Linked DNA regions of Homo sapiens: region 2 is linked to region 1. Evidence: read pairs that join two places in POLR2A ChIA-PET (ENCODE). Cell type or tissue: OCI-LY7. All regions are shown on one strand. Links, peaks and the distances in the headings refer to the core of each region. The heading gives the core; the rest is flanking DNA.

Region 1 (5,369 bases), core at 1-5,000:
GGGTGGAAGGCAGGAAACCTTTTACCCCCATCAGTCCCCTAGGCAGGAGCCTGGCAGCACACACAGGACAGGGGGCCCAGAGGTCTGTACCTGGGGCCGGGGAATTGGCTTCTGAGGCTTCTTGGAGCCAAGCTTCTTCATGGCGTTATAGTATTTCTTCTGTTCCTCCGTCATAAAGATGTCTTTCCCCCCTAAGTATAGTGGGATAGGGCTTGTCAGGTTGAGGTGCAGTTCCCCTTCCTGCCTCCAGGACCACCCCCACCTCAGTGGGGCACCTCACCTTTAAGGCAGCCCCCGCCCCTGTTGATCAGCCTGGAGGAAGCGGGAGGGTCAGAGATGGAGGGACAAGGGGAGAATGCGGGACCGAGGAGAAGGGAGGGAAGGGGAGTGGGGATCAATGCTGTCTTGCAGCCTGTTTCTGGCTACTTTTCATCAACATCTCGCTGAGCCCTAGAGTAACCCACAAGGCAGGTTGTAGCAGCCTCGTCTTTTTTTTTGTTGTTGAGATGGAGTCTCGCTCTGTCACCAGGCTGGAGTGCAGTGGCGCGATCTTGGCCCACTGCAACCTCCATCTCCTGGGTTTAAGCGATTCTCCTGCCTCAGCCTCCTGAGTAGCTGGGATTACAGATGCCTGCCACCACGCCTGGCTAATTTCTTTTTTTAATTTTTTTTGTATTTTTAGTATAGACAGGGTTTTACCACGTTAGCCAGGGTGGTCTCGAACTCCTGACCTTGTGATCCGCCCGCCTCGGCCTCCCAAAGTGCTGGGATTACAAGCATGAGCCACCGTGCCTGGCCCAGCAGTCTCATTTTACAGATAAGGACACCGAGGTTCATGGAGGCCAAGCCACTTGTTCAAGGTGGCCTGGTGGGACTGGGACCCAAGCTAGCTGCCTGAACCAACAACCTGGTAGGTGCTCAGGCAGCGTTTGTGGGTTTGTGCAATGGAGAGTGGACAAAGGAGGCAGGAGGGAGGCCCAGCACCGGGAGGGCCCGAGGGGCTGGGCTGATACTCATCTTCTTCTTCTGCTGGTTGAAGTTGTCAATGATGACGCCAATGAAGAGGTTGAGGGTGAAGAAGGAGCCAAAGATGATGAAGATGACAAAGTAGAGGTACATGTAGAGGTTCACCTCGTACTGCGGCTGCTCCTCCTTCTGTGGGAGCCACAGGGTGGGACGGCGTGGGTTTGCACGCTGGCTTCTCCCTGCCCCCCACAGCCCTGAGGGCAGGACCCATCCACCCCCAGGGCTGCCAAGTCTCGGGGACAGAACGTGCTGCCAAGTCTCCCTCCTGTCTTGAGTCCTCTTCCCTGGCTCGCTCACCAGCCACATCTCAGCGACCCCGACTCACCTCCCGGGAGTCCACGGCTGCATACATGATGTCCATCCAACCCTTGAAGGTGGCCTGAGAGAGTGTGGTTGGGGAGTGAGCCGGGGGGCTGCTCCCTGCTTTCATCATCCATGAGTTTCCCTCCCCCACCCAACCTGGTCCTCCCCTGCCAGAGGCCGCCTGCCAGAGCCCCACTGGGCTAGCATCAAATAAAGACCAGAGAGGTCTAGACACTGCCTGGGGATCCCACAGCATTGGAAGCAGGGTGGGCGGTCCCCTAACCAGGAGTGACACTGGGGTTGGGTACAACGAGAGGACCGGGGTGGGGGGCACCTCCATCCAGGTTCCCGGCAGGGGTGGTGGGTCACACTCACCACCTGCAGGAGGGAGAGGTAGCCCAGACCCACGTTGTCGTAGTTGACCTTGACATTGAGCCAGCGGACCTGGCCTGTGTGCATGAGGCTCTCGCACTCAGACTTGTTGTTGACCTCGGAGATGTCGAACCTCTCAGAGGTGGTGGTGTTGATGCAGTAGTAGAACTTGCCGGCAAACAGGTTGACACCCATGATGCTGAAGATCAGCCAGAAGATGAGGCAGACAAGCAGCACATTCATGATGGAGGGGATGGCGCCTAGGAGGGCGTTCACCACCACCTGGGGGCCAGGGGGTCCATTGCCAGTGCCTCTCCCAGCCTCTGAGAGAGGGCTCCACATCTCTACGCCACCCAGGGGACCAGGCAGAGCTGGGCATTGTCAATTAGGGAGGGCTTCCTAGAGGAGGGCCGACCTGCTGGGCTGTGTGTGTGCAGGTTGGGGGTGGTAAGGGGGAGGGGGAGGGAGCTGCAGGCCTGGTGGTCAAGAGGGCTCTCTGCTTGACTGGAGCCATCAGCCCAGAGTAGGGGTGCTGGGTTTCTCTGGAAGCAGCCTGGTCACAGGTCACCAGGCAGGAGACAAACACTCTTTGCTCAGCCCCCATAGGAAACTCAGCTCACGTGACCCAGCCCCTGCTCATGGGTTTTCAGCCCCAGAGCCCCAGACACAGGCACAGAAAAGAGGGCACCAGGGTCTTTGAAGCAGCAGGAGCTCTGGGACAGAAGCCCCATCCCCACCAGCCCTAGTCACACAGCCCACCTGACCACTGCAGACTGGGCTGGATCTGACACCCCTCTCTTTTTAAGGAGGAGCCATTTCATGACCTCTAGAGTGGGTGGCACAAGCCTGGTGTGCCCAGGGGAGCTCTGTTCCTGGTTGGGGCACTGACCAGCTGCATGGCCACAGGCAGCTTGTTTCCCCTCAACGGGAGGGCTCCCTGGCTCTGGGGGGTCAGAGGGCCCAGCATTCGGCTGGCCTCTTGCAGGGACAGGAAGGGGCCGCTTGGGGGGGCTCGCCATGGCCTCTAGATTTGCAGAAATTTGTCCCGCTGGAGCAGGTCTTGCTCCCAGCAGATCTCTCTTCCTGGGGAAGTCCCATTTTTCTTGCCCCCCCCCCCACCCCGCCGCAACCCTGTGTTTACCTGCCACTTCCGCTCTCCAGGGCCTGAGTGGATCTTCCCCAAACTGACCCCAAGCTCAAGGGCATGGCCCCAACCGTGACGCCAAGCTCATCAGTGGGGGGTGAGGGGAAGGCTCAGAGCCAGGGTGCAGGCACCTTGTTTCAAAGCCCTGGGTGGCTCAGTCTGAGGCTGGGGAGGGCCACCCATAAACCCACTCATAAACCACCCATAAACACCACATAAACCTGCCTTCCTTCCTCCTCTTCCCTGGCCGTGGGGCCCTCCTGGGTGCTTCTGCAGTCTCTGCTCCCCTCAAGTAGTGGCAGAGGTAAGCTAAGGGCGGGCTGGATCGGGGGCTGAGAGTGGGAATGGGGCAGGCAGAAGATGGCCTGCGGGGAGGACAGCTAGGGGAGGTGGGGGCCAGACCTGGCCTCAGGCAGGGCCGTGGGTCCAAGCTCTCTGCTTCCCTCTGGTGGTGGTTGGAGTATAGACATGCACCCTCCACCCTGCAGTGAAGGTGGCCGGTCCCCCATCCCCAGCCCACCCCAGAGGCCCCTTCAGCACCCACCCTCATGCCCTCGAATCGGGACAGTGCCCTCAGGGGACGCAGGGCCCGCAGTGTCCGCAGGGATTTGATGGGTCCCAGCTCCGAGTAGCCCAGCCAGTTGGCCACCAAGCTGATGATGGAGACCTGCAGGGGAGGGGTGAGGGGATCAGTGCGTGCAAGGCCCCCAGCCTCCCCTCAAGCCCAGGCCACGGGGGTCTTCCTGGACTCACAGCTCCTGGTTGTCTCCCTTAGATCCCCTCCCTAGTGGGTGGTCCTGTCCGGTGGGAAGAGCAGCCCTGGGACCTGTCCCAGTACCTGTAGGAGCCTGGCACCACCTCAGTGATGTCATCAACCAACTGGGGATGACTGTGAGTAGGAGGGATGGTACCCGACTCCTTCGGGGAGGCCTGTGAGCCCATCTAAGAGGCTAAGAAAATCCTCCATTCCTGGCCGGGCATGGTGGCTCACACCTGTAATCCCAGCACTTTGGGAGGCCAAGGTAGGAGGATTGCTTGAGCCCAGGAGTTCAAGACCAGCCTGGGCAACATAGCAAGATCCCATCTTAAAAATAAATAAATAAAATGTATGAAGTAAGAAACTCCTCCACTCCTATTGGCAGGGATGGTAAGTAGCCCTCCTGCCTGCTGTCTTCCCCCAAGGCCTCCTTTCCCTGAGGAGAAGGGAAGGCCTCCCAGTCCCTAACCCCTCCCTGGGCAGCTCTGTCTGAGAAGGGCAGCACTGATTGAGGGTCTGACTCTGGGGGTGGCCTCGGGCAGGTCCTGCCCTTCAGGGCGTGGGCTTCCTGAGGTCCCCGCCACACTGACAGCCTCTGGATGTAGCTACGGGGCCAGCGTGGGGGGACTCACATCCACGATGAGGAAGTCGAGCCAGCACCAGGCGTTGGTGAAGTACACCTTAAAGCCGTAGGCCACCCATTTGAGCAGCATCTCCATGATGAAGATGTAGGTGAAGACCTTGTCGGCATATTCTAGGATGGTGCGAATGACTCGCCGCTGCTCAATGTAGATGTCCTCGAAGGCCTGGGGGCACCAGCACCACCAGGGTGGCTGGGGTCCAGCAGGCTGGGGTGGCAGCCAGGTCCCCTGCCCTGCTCTATGCTGCTGGTTCCCGGGGGTCTGCCGTGGGGGCCCAGCCCAAGGGACAGGCTGTCCGCATCTCCTGGACTCCCACCACCCATCATGGGGATGAGAGCGTTTCCCAGTGGGGAGAATCCCTCAGCCCCCCTTCTCCAAGCCCAACAACAGCAAATTGCCATCATCTGCTGGGCAGGTCCACAGTGACACATCTTCAGTCCTGCGCCCCCAGTTCCCAGGGGTCTCCTGCCTCCTTATCAGCAGAGAGTGCACAAAAGTCAGCACCCACGTAATAAGGGAGGCACCTCTGCCATGTTAGAAAGTCAGCACATCCTATAACCTATCCCGGAGGCACAGCGAGTTCCTTTAGGATTCTCAGGGTTTGGGACTGACCAGAGCATGGCCCTTCCTGTGTGTGGAGACAGGGAGCCCCAAGAGGACCTGCTGTGGGCCTGGCCCCTGCCCCTGACCCGTGCTCCCAGGCAGTGCCTACCAGAGCCCCACTGCTGAGCAGGATCATGAAGACAATGAAGGTCTCGAACCAGTTGTGCTCGACAATCTTGAAGCAGGCCCTGCGCAGAGTCCACCACTTCTTCCCACGGCCCTGGGAGATGTCCACGTAGAGGCAGGGCCAGCGCTGCACGCAGGCTGATGGGGTGAGGGGGGACAGGGACAGGCACCACATCATGGGCCTGGGGTTGCCTTGGGGTGCACAGTCAGCGCCCTCCCATGGCATCCCAGGATGCCCCTCTCCAGCTCCCAGACCCAGGGCCCCCACCTCCTCCCTCACCCAGCTCCATCTGGCTCACATGGGGGACTCAGGACCTCCCTTCACAGCTGGATCCAACATGCGTCAATGGCTGCTGGGGATGGGCATGCAGAGGAAAGGCCTCCTGGCCCCCAGCCC
Region 2 (5,369 bases), core at 370-5,369, 200 kb before region 1:
TAATTTTTCATGCATTTGTTACTCAAGAAAATAAACATACAACCACTTAAAATACAGCATTCACGTTGTCACTGGTTCGTGGTATCAGGTAAGGAAAAAATGATGCTCCTGTCCCTAGAATTTTCCATGTACATGTCAGTATCCTAATGCCTACAGACTTCCTATTAATTTTGTTATCAGCATCTCCCACCTAAAAACATATACTACATTATGTTCTGGGTCCCTGAAATTTCATTACTACATACAGTGTTCTAATTTTTACTTTTTCTCAAGTTTAATGTAGACATACAAGAAAACATCAAGCAATGTTTATTGTGCAATTCCAATCATTATTTGCAGAATCTTGGTTTAGAGTCAGTCTTTATAGCCATTTCAACTGCTTGGTTTAAACAAAAAGCAACAATCTGGTTATCTACCTATAAATTTCACGGTATTTCTTTAAACACTGAAGTACTAAAAGCACTGATGATTTGTATTATAATTTTTAAAATATTTAAAACCTACACAGATTTCATAGATCATTCCTTTTATAAAATAATCAAAATAATTTGATTATCTGGAAAAAAAAATTCTTGAAACAGAGCCCTTTCCAGGTATCTTCAATCTCTGTAAAACCCCAAACCCCAAACAGAGTAGATGATGAAATAAGGATTTCTCAGTTGCCCAAGACTGTCTGAAATTTAAGGTTGAGAAATGGACTGGCGTTTTTCATGTTTCCTGTGAATTCAGAGCTTACAGGTGGCATCAGAACTCAAATCTCTGGGATGGCTTTACATGGCTTTCACTTTGATTTGTTTCATTTTCATTTGCTTCTTTTCCAACTTCTTTTGCTCACGCCTCAATGCAGCCTCCTAGAGAAAGAAGGGGTAATAAATAGAGAAAGGGAGTGGGGACGAGAGAATTCAAATTAAGCTTGAAACATATGTTAAAAAAAAATCCAAATTAGAATACTGCCTATAGTATTATTCAAAAACTTAGGCTTGCACCATAACATTCTAGAAGATAGTTATAAAAATAATTGCCAATATCTACATTAGTGAATAAAAATTAAATCAACTTCAAATGAAGCAAAGGTAAACTAAAATCTCAGTTTTGAAAGAAACTACTATAATTAACCAGCCTTTGTTATTCTGGTTTGATTTTTTTCTGTACCCAGGGAACACTTAGCCTGATGTTCACCATACCATTCATGATGGCATTATATCATAAATGTATAACTGCCAGAAGATACATTCTACTTCAGTTCAATAAATTTTAAGAATCTTGTTCCATCAGGTTATTCATTGCAAATTTCTTATTAGCACAGACACCATACCTGCACATAATACTTAAATTCATAATGCTCTATTTGAGACATCATATTTATCAAATGTGATAAAAATTATCAAATTTATCATATTTTTATTTAGGAATTAGGAAGTTACATAGAAGAGTAAGAAGGTTCAGGTTATTATTACGTGGACTGATAGAAGCCTTAGAGGTCAAGTCAAAGTATGACTTCACTGTTGGCCACTAGTGGTCACACCTGATTAAAAGTTTATTTCAGCTACAATCTCAAACTTCTTATTTTTAGGGTACTGGGGTAAAAATGTGCTCAGAAATATACTCAACTGGTACAGGATGGAGAAAATAGGGAAGAAAAGAAGAAGTGCAAAGCATATATAGTTCTTCATAGTGCAACAAATTAGGTTTCAAAGGGTGATTTGTAAATTCCTGGTTTGGGAACTATTGACTGTCTTAGGTTTTTTCTTTATTTTTTTTTGAGATAGGGTCTTGCTGTGTCACCCAGGCTGGAGTGCAGTGGCACAATCTCGGGTCATTGTAGCCTCTGCCTTCCGGGTTCAAGCCATTCTCCTGCCTTAGCCTCCCGAGTAGCTGGGATTACAGGCATGTGCCACCACACCCAGCTGATTTTTGTATTTTTAGCAGAGACGGGGTTTCACCATGTTGGCCAGGCTGGTCTCAAACTCCTGACCTCAGGCAATTCACCGACTATGGCCTCCCAACGTGCTGGGATTACAGGCGTGAGCCAATGTGCCTGGCCAGGTTTTTTTTTTTGTTTGTGTTTGTTTTTGAGACAGAATTCTTGCTCTGTTGCCTGGGATGACTCTCCTGCCTCAGCCCCCGGAGTAGGTGGGATTACAGGTGTGTGCCATCATGCCCAGCTAATTTTTGTATTCTTAGTAGAGATGGGGTTTCACCATATTGGCCAGGCTGGTGTTGAACTCCTGACCTCAAGTGATCTACCTGCCTCGGCCTCCCAAAGTGTTAGGATTATAGGCATGAGCCACCGCGCCCGGCCTATCTTAGGTTTCTTTTCAATTTTTTTTTGAGGTGGAGTTTCGCTCTTGTTCCCCAGGCTGGAGTGCAATGGCGCAATCCCGACTCACTGCAACCTCTGCCTCCCAGGTTCGATCCCAATGTCCTCTTCCCATTGTCCCAACCCCTACCTTCACCACATTCACTCTTTTCCCAGCACTATCTATCCCTATCTCCCATATTACATATTACACACATGTGTAAAACTAATGATACACAGAATACAATATCATGTATAAGAAATATTGGCCGGGCGCAGTGGCTGAGGCTGGTGGGCCACTTGAGAGGTCAGGAGTTCGAGACCAGCCTGGCTAATGTGGTGAAACCTCGCCTACACTTTGGGAGGCTGAGGTGGGTGGATTACTTGAGAGATCAGGAGTTCAAGATCAGCCTGGCCAATGTGGTGAAACCTCATCTCTACTAAAAATACAAAAATTAGCCAGGTGTGGTGGCGGGCACCTGTAATCCCAGCTACTTGGGAGGCTGAGGCACGAGAATCACTTGAACCTGGGAGGCGGAGGTTGCAGTGAGCCAAGATTGTGCCACTGCATTCCAGCCTGGGCGACAGAGTGAGTTTGTCTCAAAGAAAAAAAAAAAAAAAAGATAAATATATTTATGCTAGCACATTTAAGAGATATTTATGTTAAGTCAATACACATGAAAAATGTTCAACTTCAAATAATAATTCAAAAAATAGCTGGGCGTAGTGGCTCACGCCTGTAATCCCAGCACTTTGAGAGGCCGAGGTGGGTGGATCACCTGAGATCAGGAGTTCGAGACCAGCCTGACCAACATGGTGAAACCCCATTTCTACTAAAAAATACAAAAATTAGCCGGGCATGGAGGCAGGCACCTGTAATCCCAGCTGAGGCAGGAGAATCGCTTGAACCCAGGAGGCAGAGGTTGCAGTAAGCTGAGATCATGCCATTGCACTCTGCCTGGGCAACACAGCAAGACTATGTCTCAAACAAAACAAAACAAAACAAAACAAGTGGGATACCATTTCCCCACTACCAGAATAAGGAAAAAAAAAAAAAAAAAAGACCTGGCACGGTGGCTCACGCCTGTAATCCCAGCACTTTGGGAGGCTGAAGCAGGCGGATCACGAGGTCAAGAGATTGAAACTATCCTGAACATGGTGAAACCCCATCTCTACTAAAAATACAAAAATTAGCTGAGCATGGTGGCATGTGCCTGTAGTCCCAGCTACTAGGGAGGCTGAGGCAGAAGAATCGCTTGAACCCGGGAGGTGGAGGCTGCAGCGAGCTGAGATCGCGCCACTGCACTCCAGCCTGGTGAAAGAGCGAGACTCTGTCTCAAAAAAAAAAAAAAATTAATAACTAGTTTTTGAAAAGATGTGAGTGAAGAGGAGCTCTCTGGCTGGGCACAGTGGCTCACACCTGTATTCCCAGCATATTGGGAGGCCGAAGCGGGAGGATGGCTTGAGCCCAGGAGTTCGAAGCTGCAGCGAGCTACGATTTTGCCACTGTACTCTAGCCTGGGCAACAGAGTGAGACCCTGTCTCAAAAATAAAAATAAAAATAAATTAAAAGAAAAAAAGGAGCTTTCATATCATATACTGGTAGAGGGGGTTGGGTGGGTTGTTCTATTGAGTTCACCAGATCTTTTTACAAGGTGCCCAGACCAGATACTATAAAGTGGTAGTTCAAAAAAATTAAATGATTTACATCGACAAGAAGCTTACAATCTGACTCAGGTTAAGTTTCAGGCCCCCTCTTCCTTTAACTCATTATAGTTTCAAACCTTAGAAAGAAATGTAGAACTTCCTTTTATAGAAAAATGAAAGGCATTACCTATTAATGATTCCTCTGTAGATTCTTCACATGTACATAAAAAGCCATATTTATTTATAAAGAAGACTGCATAAACACAGAGCTACATTTTCAGGGGAAAAATACCTATCACTAAACCAAGTCAAATAAAACAAAAAAATGATAAAAGGGGTAAGATGATGATGACAGGCCTGCAGTATCCTGGGCAGTTCACTCAACAGCATTAATGACACTGCTGTCAAATGCAGGCCCGCACAGCAGCTCACATTTTCTTGGACACGTGACCCCTTTGCTCCTAAGAATATTCTTCAATTATCTCAAGATTATTCTTACTAAAATTCACATCTTTCAGAACTTTGTCCTCTCCCTTTTTTTTTTTTGAGACAGGGTCTCCCTCTGTCACCCAGGCTGGAGTGCAGTGGCTCGATCCCTGCTCACTGCAACCTCTGCCTCTCAGGTTCAAGCAATTCTCCTGCCTCAGCCTCCTGAGTAGCTGGGATTACAGGCACGCGCCACCACGCCCAGCTGATTTTTTTGTTTGTTTTTAGTAGAGACGGGGTTTCAGCATGTTGGTCAGGCTGGTCTCGAACTCCTGACCTTGTGATCCTCCCGCCTCAGCCTCCCAAAGTGCTGGGATTACAGGCGTGAGCCACCACGCCCGGCCTGTCCTCTCCCTCTTTTTTTTTTGGCTGCCCAGGCTAGAGTGCAGTGGTGTGATCATAGCTCACTGCAGCCTCAATCTCCCAGGTTCAAGTAATCCTTCCACTTCAGTCTCCCAAGTAGTTGGGACTACAGGTATGCACCACTATGCACAGCTAATTTTTTTTTTTTTTTACTAGTAGAGACAAGGTCTCATGATGTTGCCCAGGCTTGTTTTGAACTCCTGGGCTCAAGCAATCTGCTTGCCTTAGCCTCCCAAAGTGCTGGGATTACAAGCGTGAGCCACTGCACCTGGCCTTTGTTCTCTTTCTTGACCAGCATTTACAAGGTCTAAAATTTAGAGCTGAGTGGCGCACACCTGTAGTCCCAGCTACTTGGGAGGCTGAGGCAGGAGAATGGCTTGAACCCGGGAGGCGGAGACTGCACTGAGCCAATATTGCGCCATTGCACTCCAGCCTGGGTGACAGAGTGAGACTCCATCTCAAAAAAAAAAAAAAAAAAAAAAAAAAAAAAAAAAAAAAATTTAGAGCTGGACTATGGCATCTTATTTCAGAAACACATCAGATCATACCGAGCTTTCAAATATAACATACTATA

What was found. ChIA-PET counts read pairs that join two places held together with the same protein. Peaks named below come from ENCODE experiments on the same cell type or tissue, not always from the same donor. Only the 100,000 strongest peaks of a DNase experiment are listed, where the experiment ranks them.
Region 2: POLR2A ChIA-PET joins it to region 1 with 5 read pairs; 1 of 35 experiments calls an interaction of 5 or more read pairs at or near these places.

What each region holds. Positions count from the first base shown.
Region 1 is chr17:63,943,656-63,949,024 of GRCh38, forward strand. SCN4A (sodium voltage-gated channel alpha subunit 4) reads right to left here. Exons shown (of 24, transcript NM_000334.4): 16 at 4,956-5,110; 17 at 4,235-4,408; 18 at 3,390-3,512; 19 at 1,705-1,983; 20 at 1,352-1,405; 21 at 1,018-1,155; 22 at 91-195. Among named protein-coding and RNA genes, the nearest start is that of CD79B, 14 kb to the left of the region's middle. RefSeq lists an insulator at 2,198-5,369 and enhancers at 2,833-3,406, 5,044-5,369. In OCI-LY7, for the core only: CTCF peaks have their summits at 361, 604 and 3,308 (motif pointing left); DNase peaks (open chromatin) are centred at 2,276, 2,670, 2,966 and 3,266; H3K4me3 peaks cover 2,093 bases; H3K27ac peaks cover 2,170 bases.
Region 2 is chr17:63,746,111-63,751,479 of GRCh38, forward strand. It overlaps CCDC47 (coiled-coil domain containing 47), which reads right to left. Exons shown (of 13, transcript NM_020198.3): 13 at 1-851. The coding sequence ends at 771. Among named protein-coding and RNA genes, the nearest start is that of STRADA, 7.0 kb to the left of the region's middle. In OCI-LY7, for the core only: a CTCF peak has its summit at 1,499; no DNase peak of the experiment used is centred there; H3K27ac peaks cover 978 bases.